3 separate regions of the Homo sapiens genome follow, and all the other regions are linked to region 3. The links are chromatin contacts, found by Hi-C or POLR2A ChIA-PET in ENCODE. All regions are on one chromosome and are shown on one strand. Each heading gives the region's core, a stretch centred on a gene start or an enhancer-like site at or near the end of the contact. The rest is flanking DNA. Distances are from core to core; before and after follow the strand shown.

The links. Hi-C counts contacts between places; a loop is a spot of excess contacts on that map. ChIA-PET counts read pairs that join two places held with the same protein, here RNA polymerase II (POLR2A). Pooled maps may share reads with other maps.
Region 1: a map of gastrocnemius medialis shows a loop between it and region 3 (1.9-fold over the local background). The contact joins the enhancer-like site here to the promoter of PXT1 in region 3. A Hi-C loop is called at or near these places in 2 of 168 maps with a recorded cell type or tissue (CD4-positive, alpha-beta memory T cell and gastrocnemius medialis), 21 of 37 single-sample maps with no recorded cell type and 17 of 50 pooled maps. POLR2A ChIA-PET finds 5 or more read pairs at or near these places in 5 of 52 experiments (Panc1, RWPE1, T-cell and 2 more).
Region 2: a loop to region 3 is called in a pooled map, with 4 times the contacts of the local background. The contact joins the enhancer-like site here to the promoter of PXT1 in region 3. A Hi-C loop is called at or near these places in 10 of 50 pooled maps. POLR2A ChIA-PET finds 5 or more read pairs at or near these places in 3 of 52 experiments (B cell, Panc1 and T-cell).

What each region holds. Positions count from the first base shown.
Region 1 is chr6:36,749,951-36,754,412 of GRCh38, reverse strand. It overlaps CPNE5 (copine 5), which reads left to right. Exons shown (of 21, transcript NM_020939.2): 14 at 1,318-1,379. Among named protein-coding and RNA genes, the nearest start is that of RAB44, 54 kb to the right of the region's middle. Within about 2 kb of position 1,884, at least 14 of the 41 ENCODE cell types and tissues checked have a DNase peak (open chromatin) inside an H3K27ac peak, as active enhancers do; they include gastrocnemius medialis, where a contact is called at or near this core.
Region 2 is chr6:36,733,085-36,737,570 of GRCh38, reverse strand. RAB44 (RAB44, member RAS oncogene family) reads right to left here. Exons shown (of 14, transcript NM_001257357.2): 14 at 4,387-4,486. It also overlaps the pseudogene GPR166P. Among named protein-coding and RNA genes, the nearest start is that of RAB44, 38 kb to the right of the region's middle. RefSeq lists an enhancer at 1,810-2,311. Within about 2 kb of position 1,661, at least 26 of the 41 ENCODE cell types and tissues checked have a DNase peak (open chromatin) inside an H3K27ac peak, as active enhancers do.
Region 3 is chr6:36,440,924-36,444,873 of GRCh38, reverse strand. PXT1 (peroxisomal testis enriched protein 1) reads left to right here and starts at 2,020. Exons shown (of 5, transcript NM_152990.4): 1 at 2,020-2,339. KCTD20 (potassium channel tetramerization domain containing 20) reads right to left here and starts at 1,874. Exons shown (of 8, transcript NM_173562.5): 1 at 1,763-1,874. RefSeq lists enhancers at 757-816, 1,422-1,521, 3,006-3,553 and silencers at 1,682-1,971, 3,130-3,199.

The DNA.
Region 1 (4,462 bases), core at 635-3,134, 310 kb before region 3:
GAGGTGATGCTGACGCTCTGGTCTAGGGACACTACCCTTTGAATAGGGGAAAGTCTGCTTTCACCCTGCGAGCCCCTGGGTGAACCCATATGGTCAGGGCAGTTAGGGCATTGCTTCATCCTGGGGGTTGGAATGGGGAGTGGTCAACTGTGTCTGCAGATTAGACTTACGTGAAGAGCTAAAAAAAAAAAAAAAAAAGAAGATCTCTGAAACATTCATGTAGCCCCGGAAACTCGGCTATAATGGGTCTGGGCTGCAGGATGATCTAAGAGCCCCCAGGGCATCTCATGGTCATCAGTCAGGGTTGAAGCCACTGCCGTGGTTCCTAGTAAGTCTGAGCTGCCACACTTGGAAGGAGGCCTGTGGTTCATCCAGGTGCCTAATACCTTAACCACAATAGCTGGGGGTCTTACTGCCAAGTAAGGGTGGTGCTCTCACCTGGCCCTCCCAATGAGCCTGTAAAAACAGCTGAATCTTCATGAATAGGGGGCTCCCAAACTACCAGAGAGGAGTTCGTTCTCTTACACAGGTGAAAGGTCCTCTGCCCTAATCTTGTCTCATATAATTGGCCTAGGATGCCAGGCTTTCATTTGTCTCCTTGATTCTAAATTGTTATGATAATGAGCTGCCAGGTAGCTGCCTGTCTTGGCAAAGCCAAAGCTAACTTTGCCAGGGCATAGGTTAAAAGGCCTCTGCTTGGGGGAGGGGGCCTGGGGTAGTCAGTTACCTCTGGGGAAAAGGATGGGCTACTTATGAGGCAGGATCTTGGGTCTGAGAGGGATGAGATGGGACCAGTAAGATTTAAGATAAGCACAGTCCAAAGAGGCACATTTCAGGACTAATAGCTCTAGGCACATGGAAGCCTGAAGCTGGTCGGCATTGGCAGGTTGTTAGGCCTGTGCCAGGAGGGCCCCCTTGTCCTCCACACCCCACCCTAGGTCCCTGGGGCTGAAGAGCCAGTGCCCACTTAGAGGAAACTAACACCCTTGGCTTGGACCCCGGTTCCACTGACACAGATGGGACCCTTCCGTCAAGGTCAAGAGTGCAGGCTCTGAAGTCAGACACACCCTGGTTTCAGATCCCTTCTCTGCCCTGGCAGTGTCCTTGGGCACATTGCACCACCTCTTTGGGTTTCAGTTTCCTTGGCTATAAAGTGGGGATAATAATAGTACTTCATGGGGTGGTGTGGGCAGTGCATGCAGTCATGCATGCAAAACTGGCACATGCCGAGTGTTCTGTCAATGTCAGCTCTCGAATCATAACCCATCTCCCCTGACCCCAGGCTCCCCACTGACCAAGCTCCCTTTTGTTTTGAAGGTCACCCTGCTTTCCTTTGCTGTGGAGTCAGAGTGCACCTTCCTTGACTACATCAAAGGAGGGTGAGAAGAGATACAGCCAATTTCATGGGCCTTGGGGAGAGGGAAAGGGCCCCACACACCGACAGGACCGGCTCTGGCCCCACCCTGGCCTCTTCAAAGCCCTGGTTGAAGGCTGTGGTGCTGGGCTCTGAGCAAACCCTGGTGTTTGGGCTGAGACAACTCATCCAGAGCCCTGCACATCCCCAGATCCCAAGCAGCTTGGAGGGAACTCCTGAGCCAAGGAGGCTGGCCTGGGTCATGTCAGGTCTCCATGCAGAGACAGGACCTGGAGCTGGTAGGGACTCCGTGACAGAAAGCCAAGGGCTTGGGGATGTAGAAAGAACCCTGCAATAGGAGTCAGGAGGCCCAGGCTCTAGGCCTCTCTTTGCCATTAATTTGCTGGGTTCCTTTGGGTGAGTCATTTTTCCTCTCAGGGTATCAGTTTCCTCCTCTGTACACAAAGAGAACGGAATAGGTAAGTGTTAAGGTTCCTTACAGCTCTGAGCTTCTGACACCTCTGATCTGTCTGGTTGGGGGAGGGGGACAGTGATTAACCTGCTCACTGTTATTAGGGCCCTGTAAGGGCAGCGGGATTGGGGATAAGCCAGGGATTGGTCCTGGGGCCAGCAGGTGGTCAAACATGAGTTTAAGGAGCAGAAAGAACCACCAGGCACAGTGTCTAGGCCCAGACAGATGGGGGAGCCAGGAGGCCCCAGCCAGCAGCTCACGGAAAGAGCCTGGCTCTAAGGGTAGAGCCTGCCCAGCATGCTGCCTGCCAGGACAGGTGCCAGGTCAGGGCGTGGGCAGCCAAGAGCCCGCAGGTGAGTGACTGCACCTGTCTGGAAAGGAGACAGGCAGGAGCAACTGCCAAAGGCTCATCCCAGCCAAGTGGACCCTTGGCTGCCTGGTTCTCCAGGGCAGAGGGAGAAGTCAGGTCCTGGGAAGCCACACTCACTTTCCCATGACAACACTCCCTGCTGCCTTGAGCTTGCAGTCTCAAGGCTGCAAGCTCTCCTCCTACCCACTGAGCACACACCCTGCCTCCAGTCACTCAGGAGCTCCTCTGCTCTTACCTGCCCCTCCTCTGGGCTGACTCCAGACCCCGCCTTTGCACTCTTCCCCCATCAAAATTGCTTCCCTCTCAATCCCATTAATCAGCCACCCCTTACAGTCCATAGCACCTGGTAACTCTCAAACACCCCTCATCCTGTTTATTTTTATTTATGTTTATTTTATTTTATTTTATTTTATTTATTTTTTGAGACAGAGTCTCGCTCTGTCACTCAGGCTGGAGTGCAGTGGCACAATCTCGGCTTACTGCAACCTCCGCCTCCTGGGTTCAAGCAATTCTCCTGCCTCAGCCTATCAAGTAGAGTAGCTGGGGCTACAGGCATGCGCCACCACCCCCAGCTAATTTTTGTATTTTTAGTAGAGACGGGCTTTCACCATTTTGGCCAGGCTGGTCTCGAACTCCTGACCTCAGGTGATTCGCCTGCCTCGGCCTCCCAAAGTGCTGGGATTACAGGCATGAGCCACCACACCCAGTCCATCCTATTTATTTTTTTCATTTGCATAGTACCCCCAACTTACAGAACACAGTGGGCAGGATCAGAACAGTTATCCCCATTTTACAGAGCTTGCCTGAAGCCACACGCCTAGATGGTGGCAGGGTTCCTTCTCCCATAACATGCTGCCTTTCATTCTATAGTAATGAATCAGTCTAGCCTGCCTGACTTGCAGTTAGCGGGTGGGGTGGGATGAAGATGGAGACTGATGAGTTAAAGGGCTGGATGCTGTGAGGTTTCATCGAAAAGGAGCCCTCAGAGGCTGAGCTAAGCTGGTGCCACCCATACTGGGCAGGTTATAGCCCCAGAGCCAGCCCTCTCTTTAAACTCTCTGGAGAGCCTGAGTGAGGGAGCTGGCTCCAGGGACTGAGAGCCTGGCATGCATGCCCAGGCAGGAAGCTGATGTCTAGGGATCCTCTCCTCCCTGGCCTCCCTCACCTGCCCACCTGGACCCAGGAGGAAGGGTATGGGTACTTTGGCCCCACTGTCAGAGGAGGAGCTGGTTGCTCAGCAGCCTGTGTTCTACCCTTAGGCAGGAGACACTAGGCTGCTGCGAGTAATTTTCCCACAAGAGGATCTGCTTTCCAATTGCTTCCTTTCCCAAGGCTTTTCAGAACCCAGGGCAGGGGAGGACTAGTTAGAGCAAGGCCTGCCTTTCCCCTCACCCTGTATTTGGAAGAGCCAGTCCAACAGTGTCCCTCCAGTATAGTCCCACAGGCCAGAATCATCTTCCCAAGAGTGGCCCTGGGAGCGGGACTTTCACCCTCCAAATGTCTCCCTACCTCTAACAAAGACATGCGTTCTACATTCCACACTGAAGCGGGGGTGACAACAAACAGCAGATGAGTATGGTAGGTCAACTGCTGTAACACATAATTCCCTAACCTCAAGCCTTCATACCAATAAAGGTCTGTTTTTCATCTGTGGGATGGCAGGGTTGGGTGGGGAGATGATCCACGCAGTCATTCAGGGACCCAGGTTCTTGCTAGCTTTGCGGCTCCTTCTATCCTACTGCCTGGAATCCTCTGGATGCTCTGCCCCCAGCCAGCAGAAGAGGAGAAAGAGGTGGGGATGACTGTCTGTGGCCAGCAGACCCTGGCTGGGGTCTCCTGCTAACCATGTCCTTGACATTTCCCTGGGGGTGAGTGAGGGTTCCATGAGCAGCAGCTCAGCTGTGATCAGGTGGTTTCTGATAGGGACCTTCTGCTGTGTCTGTGACAGGGATCTTGGGCTGATAGAGCTGTGGTTTCTGATAGGCACCTTCTGCTAAATGCAAGTGAGGTGAGGCCTACCTGATCTTACATCATCCATAGCCCCAACTAAGAATTACTAGAACAGAGTTTTCCCCAGCGTTATCCCAGCCTCGTGTCCTCATAATCCCTGGATGAAGGCAGTGGACATTTTTTCAAGAGGTAGATTCTGGGAGCCACTCCAGACAAACTCAATTGGCATTTCTGGGGTGGAGCCCTGGAATCTTCTTAAGCAAGCACCCGTAGTGATTCTATGCTCACTGCCGTGTGAGAACCATAAGACTAGACT
Region 2 (4,486 bases), core at 412-2,911, 290 kb before region 3:
GAGGTCCCAGCAGGGCTCAGGAGCAAGAGGCAGGCCTGGGTCTTGGGAGCCCCCGCTGTCTCCTCCTCCACTGCCACCCTCTGGAACAGCCAGTTGGGCAGGGATTCTGTAAGGCCCAGGGCCCACATGGCCCCACAGAGCAGCAAGAGGGTGCCCCAGCCGGCTGGGAAGGCCAGGTCAGGCCGGGCCACAGCCACATGGCGCAGGAGAGCTGTGGCCACCATGCTATAGAAGATGCAGAACGTGGTGGCTGTGTTGGTGGCCTGGCTAATGGTGCAGATGGCAGGGCCCAGCCACCAGTTGTGCTGCAGGAAGCTCAGCAGCAGCACAGGCACCACGCAGGCCAGGAAGAGCAGGTCAGATGGCGTGATGTTCATCATGAGGCTGTGGGTCAGGGAGTGGAGCGGGTGGGGGGAGCCCGGGCCCCGGCCCACCACCAGCAGCATGAGCCCATTAGCTGACAGCCCCACCAGCAGGATGAGGCCACAGACCCCAGCAGAGATGAGTCGGAGCAGTCGCTCAGGTGTGGCCGTGAGCTGCGTGGTGAACGTAGCATTGGGCTCCATTCTGTTTCAAACACACAAGGACAAAGTAGAAACCAGCCAGCCCCAAAGGCCGCCTTCCCCATTCCTGCTAAGCCTCCTTTTTTCACAGACCCCCTGCATGTAGTGGGCCCAGATAAGGCCTGTCCTTGGCACACATTAGCCCCTGCAGACCTCATGACAACCCCATGGGATGGACTCCATTAGTACCCTGGGTTCAAATCCTGCCTCTGCTGCTTGCTAGCTCCAGTACCCTGGGATTTATTTATTTATTTATTTTTTTAGAAACAGAATCTCACTCTATCACCCAGGCTGGAGTGAGATCTTGACTCACTGCAACCTCCGCCTCCTAGGTTCAAGCGATTCTCATGCCTCGGCCTCCCAAAGTGCTGGGATTACAGGCGCCACCGCACCTGGCCCCTGGGAGAGTTACTTAATGTTTCTCTACCTCAGTTTCCTCAGCTGTAAGAAAGCAAGGAAATAAAATAAAACAGATGTCAATAGTAACTATCATAAGTGGTAAGACTAGGGTAATTTTCATTTTCTTCTTTAAAATTTATTTCTAAAATTTCTGCAGGGAGTACACATTGTTTTCATAATCTGATAAATATATATGTGCATACATACACACACACATATGTATCTATTTTTTGACAAAACAAAAACCCTGCCCTGTGAAACAAGCAGGTTTAATTTGAGGTTCAAATGGAAAAGTGGGTCTGAAAGGGCTTTGAGAAGGTGTGAAGCCCCTTCCAGTGGTTCCCAAGCTTCTCTGCACTTTGGGATCACCTGAGGAGTTTCACAAATACAGAAGCCTGGGTCCCACCCCCAGAGACATGACATAGTTGGTCTGGGCTTTAGCATTTTTGAAAGATCCCAAATAATTCTAAGGGCAGACCAGCCTGGGAATCATTGCCCTCTAGGTTATGCTGTGCAGGCCCCTGGCAGAGTGGGGGAGTCTGCACCCAGTGGTCAGACCTTTCTTCTCACCCCCACTCTGTCCCACATGTCAAGGGCAGGGGGAGTCCCCGATTGGGAGGACTCTGGCTACAAGATGGGATGTAGACATCCTAGAGCCAGCCCAGTGGCTGATGTCACCATTGGCCGCCCTGCAGGCCAGGCCAGGGCCCGGGAGCTTTAGCTGGAGGCTTGCCTGCTAACTCAGTACATATTTCCTGAGCATTTGCTCTGGACCAGGTTCCCGGAATCCAGCAGCAAACAAGACATAGCAGAGGAGTCCTTACTGGAGTTGCCCTCCCCTTTTCTACCACACCGGGGTGGGGGCTGGAGACACTCTTCTCCTGCGGGCTCAAAGCCAGGTTTGAAGGAGTCTCTGAGTCCCTCCTGCAGAGCCCCAGCCTGGGGAACTTGGCTTCGTCTCTGGGGCCCCAGGGCAGCAACGTGCCTGAGGGCAGCTGAGGGGAGACTGGAGAGGGGGCCTCTGTGAATTCTGATGTCGGCCACCTTCCCGGGTCCCACCAGCTTCAGAGACGGCAGGAGGAGGGGAAATGAAGGACCTGTCCTGGATGAAGGCTGTCATCCAGCCACTTTCCTGGCATTTATCACTGCCTTTTCGTCTCTTTTTCCTGGTCCACACCCACCAATGACATGGACTATTACTGGAGAGGAATTGGCAGGGAGCAATACGAGGCTTCAGGGACCTGGCCCCTCCTTCCCCGAAGCATCCGCATCTTCCTGTAAGCAGTTGCATAACTTCAGAGTTAAGTCTATGGGTATCGGCGTTTGCGTTTAACACTGGCTCCAGCACTTACTTGCTACGTGACTACGGGGAAGTTACTCAGCCTCCCTATGCAGTACTTTCCTTTTCCGTAAGATGGGGGAGCACGCCTGATGGTGTGAGGGCTAAATGAATTAACACGAGCTAGGTGCTCAGAACAGTGCCTGGCATACGGTAGGCACTGGGTAAAGGAGGGATGTCATTCTGCCCCTGCTCACCCTCAGCTCCCAAAAGCCCTCTTCTCTTAGAGCTCCTGCCCAGCCTTCCTTCTCTCCCCATGCCCTCCCTTCTCACTCCACAGCCTGAGTCCCATCAGCCCAGTCCCACCCTCCTTTTCTTAATCAGACTCTGGCTAAGCCTAAATCAGAGCCTCCTTGGCTGACATGCCCCAAGAACTCACCACTTGCCTGGAAGTTCACTCTGAAGTCTACCTCAAGTTTCTCCTGCTGCTGTCGTTGCCTACTTTGTGCTGCTCTGAGGTTCCTGGGTCCTGTTCCCTGGCTTGTGAGCCCTTTGACAGCAGGAAAGGCTGGTGGTCCTTGCACAGCTGTGCCCTGCCCAGCAGGTGGATCCGGCCCAAGAAAGCCAAAAGAGGGTGCTGGGCAGTGTGGAGTTCCTCCCAGAACTCCACCTCCTGCGAACCTGAGTTGCCTGAGGCCACAACAGAGCTGAGCTGAGACGGGGAGGCCTGGGGGCCACTCCCGTACCGGGCCCCCAAACGACAGGGGCTGTCTGCTCTACTGCCTCTCCCAGGAATCACACCCTGCCTACCTGCCTCATTAATTCCCTGGCCTACAGGACAGAGATGTTGGTGCCTGCCAGGTCCCTGGGCCCCAGAGAAAGAGCCATTAGCAACTATAGGACCTGTTTCCCATCCTTATCCAGGGCCAGCATCACTCACTGCAGCCCACACCCCTCTCTCTCTCTCTCTCTCTCTCTCTCTCTCTCTCTCTCTCTCTCTCTCTCTCTCTCTCTCTGAGCACACTGAGAAACTGCTCAGTTCAGGGGCAGGCTTGTGGGCTGCGGGAGGGGACCTGAGATGGGAGAAGACATTGGGGTAAAAAGGATCAGTGAAGGGCCCAGTAAAAGAATCAGCTGGAGGGCCGGGCGCGGTGGCTCATGCCTGTAATCCCAGCACTCTGGGAGGCCGAGGCGGGTGGATTATGAGGTCAAGAGATCGAGACCATCCTGACCAACATGGTGAAACCCCGTCTCTACTAAAAATACAAAAAATTAGCTGGGTGAGGTGGCGGGCGCCTGTAGGCCCAGCTACTTGGGAGGCTGAGGCAGGAGAATGGCGTGAACCCGGGAGGTGGAGGTTGCAGTGAGCCGAGATTGCGCCCCTGTGCTCCAGCCTAGCGACTGAGTGAGACTCCGTCTCAAAAAAACAAAACAAAACAAAACAAAACAAAAACACACAAAGAATCAGCTGGACCATGGGAATCATCCACATGGAGTCTGGAGGTTGAATGGGGTCCATTAAGGGAATCTAATCCAACTTTGGCAGCTTCAGATGCTGGGATCTTCTCTACCTCACCTTTGCCAAGCATTACCTGTCTTCTTGTGCGCCTCTGGTGATGGAAGGCTCACTGCTGCTGAGACGTTCCTTTCAGAACTGAGAAGAGGGGTTGGGGCCAGGGCCTAAGACTGTGTGATGCAACAGCCCTCTGTTGCTCCCTCTTTCTCCTTCGTTCTCTCTCTCTGTAACTCTGTTCCTTGAACTGTCTTTGCTTGTCCCCCTATGAAACTGGGGTTTCCATTGATTCAGCCAGGAAATTCCCCAGTACCTGAAGGATTACAAAATACCAAACCCAGGCTGGGGGCGGTGGCTCACGCCTGTCATCCCAGCACATTGGGAGGATCACTTGAGCCCAGGAGTTTGAGACCAGCCTAAGCAACATTGCAAGACCTTGTGTTTGCAAATAGCTAAAAAATTAGCCGGATGTGGTGGCATGTGCCCATGGTCCCAGCTACTTGGGAGGCTGAGGTGGGGGAATCACTTGAGCCCAGACAGTTGAGGCTGTTGTGAGTGGCGATCATGCCAATGTACTCCAGCCTGCGCAACAGAGAGAGATCCTGTCTCAAAAAACAAACAAACAAATTCAGTGCCTGGCACATGTTGTATATTCAATTTGTGATGATGGTAAGATGTGACAGACATACAAACGAAGACCATGGCCGTCTCTCCAAGACTCTAAAGCAAGCT
Region 3 (3,950 bases), core at 771-3,270:
CTGGCATAACAGGAAGGAACAAATTGTGGATGAATAAAGAGAACCTTTTGGCAGCAGTGGAGTTTATCCAGCCCTCATTTCTGCCTCAAAGGAGGAATGCAACTCTGTGCCAGAAATATGTGTCTATATTGCAATGCTGTTGATAAAACAGCCTACTACAGTGCTTTGAGGAAAATAGGCATTACGCAGGTATTTGATGACTAAATTAACGTCCAGCTGAACTGAAAGCCCTCATAATGCTACTAGTACTGCTACATACCAGATAATATGACAGTCAAGGCCATGGGAATTATATGGCATTGGCTGCCCTGGTTCCATGGGGAGACTTGAGTGAGCTGGGCGGAGGAGATTTGGCCTAATGGCATTAAGCTCTGATGATACTAGAAGCAGCCCTCAGAAGGAAAAGATTAATGGGCTATCTCTAAACCATCAGAGCAATATCGGAATATGCATGAAAATCATTTCCTACCCCGTGTCAGGGTCAAAAAAAGCACTATCTTTTCTCATATTGGCTTCTGGAGAGTCAGGGCTTCTTGTCCTACGACTGGTTTAGGGCAGGGGAGGAAAACATCGACAAAGGGTTAAGGCTGTTGGGCAGTTTTTAAAATTCCCAGCCCAGCCTAAAGGTGGTGTCTGTCAACGTGTGGTCGGTCCCTGGATCATCAGTAACAGACCAAGAGTGCAGGTGCTTGCTTAAATCCCAGACTCAGGGACCCATCACAAATCTCTAGAATCAAATTTATGGAAGAGGTGCTAGGGTACTGCAACCTTATTACTAAGGAACAATCTTCTGTTTCAGAACTATGGCCTAGGAATTGGGGTTTCAGGTGGGGGCCTTGAGCGGAAGTCCTCTGACTCTGGATTCATCACATCCGACAGACACTACTACAACACTTTGTTTTGAAGACCATTAAAAAACTACCTCAACTTCTCGCACAGCGAACAGGAACAAAACTAAGGACTCTGGGACATATTTTCATAAGCTGGTTAAACAGTTCCTTCACAGCCTTGTTTATCATGTTAGTTTGTTCACTAGATTCTTATTTAAAAATAAATCTCTTCAACTGAGGAATTTTCAGAAAGAATCACAAACTCCAAAATAGAAGAGTTTTCTCATAGTGCAGAACTGGGCTTCTAAACCTGAAGACACTGCTATAAAAAGCAAAGTTTTATTTAAAAGAAAATTGCTGGTTAAGGCTTTCCCCAGCTCTTTTGCACTCAGAGCCACGGATGAAAGCTGGCAATTTGCGGGTGGCAGGGAAGGAAGACGCGGAAACAGGGCTGAAAAGACCGAGCAAAATGCGCTCGGCTCCAGAGTTCAGGAGGAAGTCCCCACCAACTACCTAATTTTTAATGGAGCCAATTAATTGCCAGAAAAACCGCGTCTGCAAATGTTTTGCCAGTCAACACTCCAGGTTCTCGCCATTCCTCTCCGGCGGGATGAACCACCCGAGGCCTGCAAAAAGCAGTCAAGCAGTCAAGTTACACTTCAGCTGTGCCCACCACCTGGGCGCAGCGTCGCCTCCCTCCCCAGGATCACCAGACTCTGCCCTCCGCGCGGAAACAGGAGCCCATCAAGCCGCTGCCCACAGGTTCCTCGCGCCCAGCTCAGCCCCGCGGCCTTTCGACTCGGGGGTCCGAACCGCCGCCGCGTCCGGAGGAGACGCCCCCTCGGCCACAAAGGGAAGACTCGGGCCACGCCCGCCGCCACACTCTCCCTGCCCGGTCTTCGCGCCCGAAACCGTACCGCGCCGCCACTTACTCGTCGCTCCCCGCCGCGCTGTCCCGCTCGGGGCTGGAATCCGCCCGGGAGGCGCGCGCAGGCCGCGCAGCCAGAAGCCGCAGCCGGGACCGGCTGTGCCGCAGCGGCGCGCGCCCCCCGCCCCGGACCGCGCGGCCACGCGGCTGAGTCACCCAGCGCTTCACGTTAAGAGTCCCCTCCGCGCGTGGCACGCCGGGAAGGCCGTGTCTGGGGACCCCGTCCGGGGCCGCACCGTAAATGGGTGTCGCCTTTCCTCCAGTCCACTCTGCACCCAACCTCAGCGGGCGCACTTTTCTGAGTTGCGCATACCCTCTCAATTATTAAAGGTTGCAGACGGAAAAGTTAGTAGTTTTCGGAATTGTAGAATACGCTCGTGCAGCGCCAGGACGGCTAATGCTTACCCGAAAATGTGGAACCCTGATCTCCCCATGCGTGGAGCGAGGTTGGAGGTAGCGTAGTAAGAATACTGGAGTTGCTTAAACGCATTTGCTCGAAAGTCACTACCCTGGATATACATTCTGGCCAAAAGAAAGGGGGAAAAACTCCACATTTTTCTCAAATACTGAGTTTCATGAAGGTACCTGCTATTACAAAGGTGTATTACAAATTTTAAATCAACCGGAAGCAAGTTACTGGGAAAACTGTGTTATGAGTAAAAGATTTCAGCATTCAAAAAACATCTATATATGGTCCATGTCCTATGAACCAAATGCTGGAAAACCCAAAAGGAAGTTCTTATTGTCACGGTTTCTAGTGGCTTTTGTACTTTTAAAAATTACACTAGGCCGGGCTTGGTGGCTCACGCCTGTAATCCTTGCACTTTGGGAGGCCGAGGCGGGCAGATCACCTGAGGTTGGGCATTCCAGACCAGCCTGGCCAACATGATGAAACCCTGTCTCTGCTAAAAATACAAAAATTAGCCGGGCGTGGTGGTGGGCGCCTATAACCCTAGCTGTTTGGGAGGCTGAGGCAGGAGAATCACTTGAACCCAGGAGGCAACTGGGAGGTTGCAGTGAAGTTCCCTCTCAAATATATATATATATGTCTATATATACTAATTAAATATACTGATTATGCAAACTATTTGTAAATTGTTGAAAGCTCTATAAACTAATAATAGCACAAATTTTAAAATTCGAAGTCGATTCTCCTTTTCCTTACAAGAGACTCTCTGAAAACTAATTTGGAATTGGATTAGAATTGGTGTTGAAGTGGAAGGAATGTAAGAAAATAGTTTGACTCAGTAGGTTTCACACGGTTAACGGATACTTGTATAGCAAATTTGTTTTATCAGGGTCAAAAAATTTAATTTTCAAAACTGAAGACATAAATTTTTTCATTATAATTTGGTCTTAGAGGCCTAGAGGGTCATTTTCCATTTCTATTCTCCCTCGTTTATGACTATAAAGTATGCAGGACTGTATTGTGTTTATCTCAACATGGACTAGGCTGTGAGGCTGCACTCGTCATCTGTAAGTCAGTCTCACGTCCCCATGGTGACTCAGCTTCCCTGCTGCTTGCGTCAGTGGCTCTGCCCTCCCAGCACTTCCGGGCTGGCAGAAGAGCTAGATTGGAGAATCCTGTAAGGGCTCTCCTTTGCCTCTGCCAGAAGTGAGTGGCCTTTTCACTTCTGCTGACGTTTCACTGTCCTGAACTAGTCACCAGGCTCAACCTGACTGACTCTAAGAAGGCTGTGAGATATAAATTCCTGTATGCCTGGAGAAAAGGAATATGAAAAAAGATTTAGTAAACACATGGCTATAAACCAATTTGAGTGAGTTATAGGCTCCAAACTTTACAACAGTAGCAGCATAGAGGATTGTTCAAACTAATGCCTTTATTTCCATTTTTATAAAGTACAGTGTTACAGCCTTTGAGTCAAAGAAAAATAAAAAACCTTCTGATATTCCTGCAAAACAGTTCTTGAAACAAATTCTTCCTTTCTGGAAAGATTCCTTCCCGTAGATTTGTATATTGTCTTTCTTTTTTTTTTTTTTTTTCTTTTTGTGGAGAATGGAGTTCTTATTCTGTTGCCCAGGCAGGTCTTGAACTCCTAGGCTCAAGCTATCCTCCTGCTTCTGCCTCCCTAAGTTTGGGGATTACAGGCATGAGCCACTGCACTGGCTGCAGATTTGTGGTATACAAAAATCTGGCCTGAAGTTTGGAGAATCAGGCTAACTACCGAGTC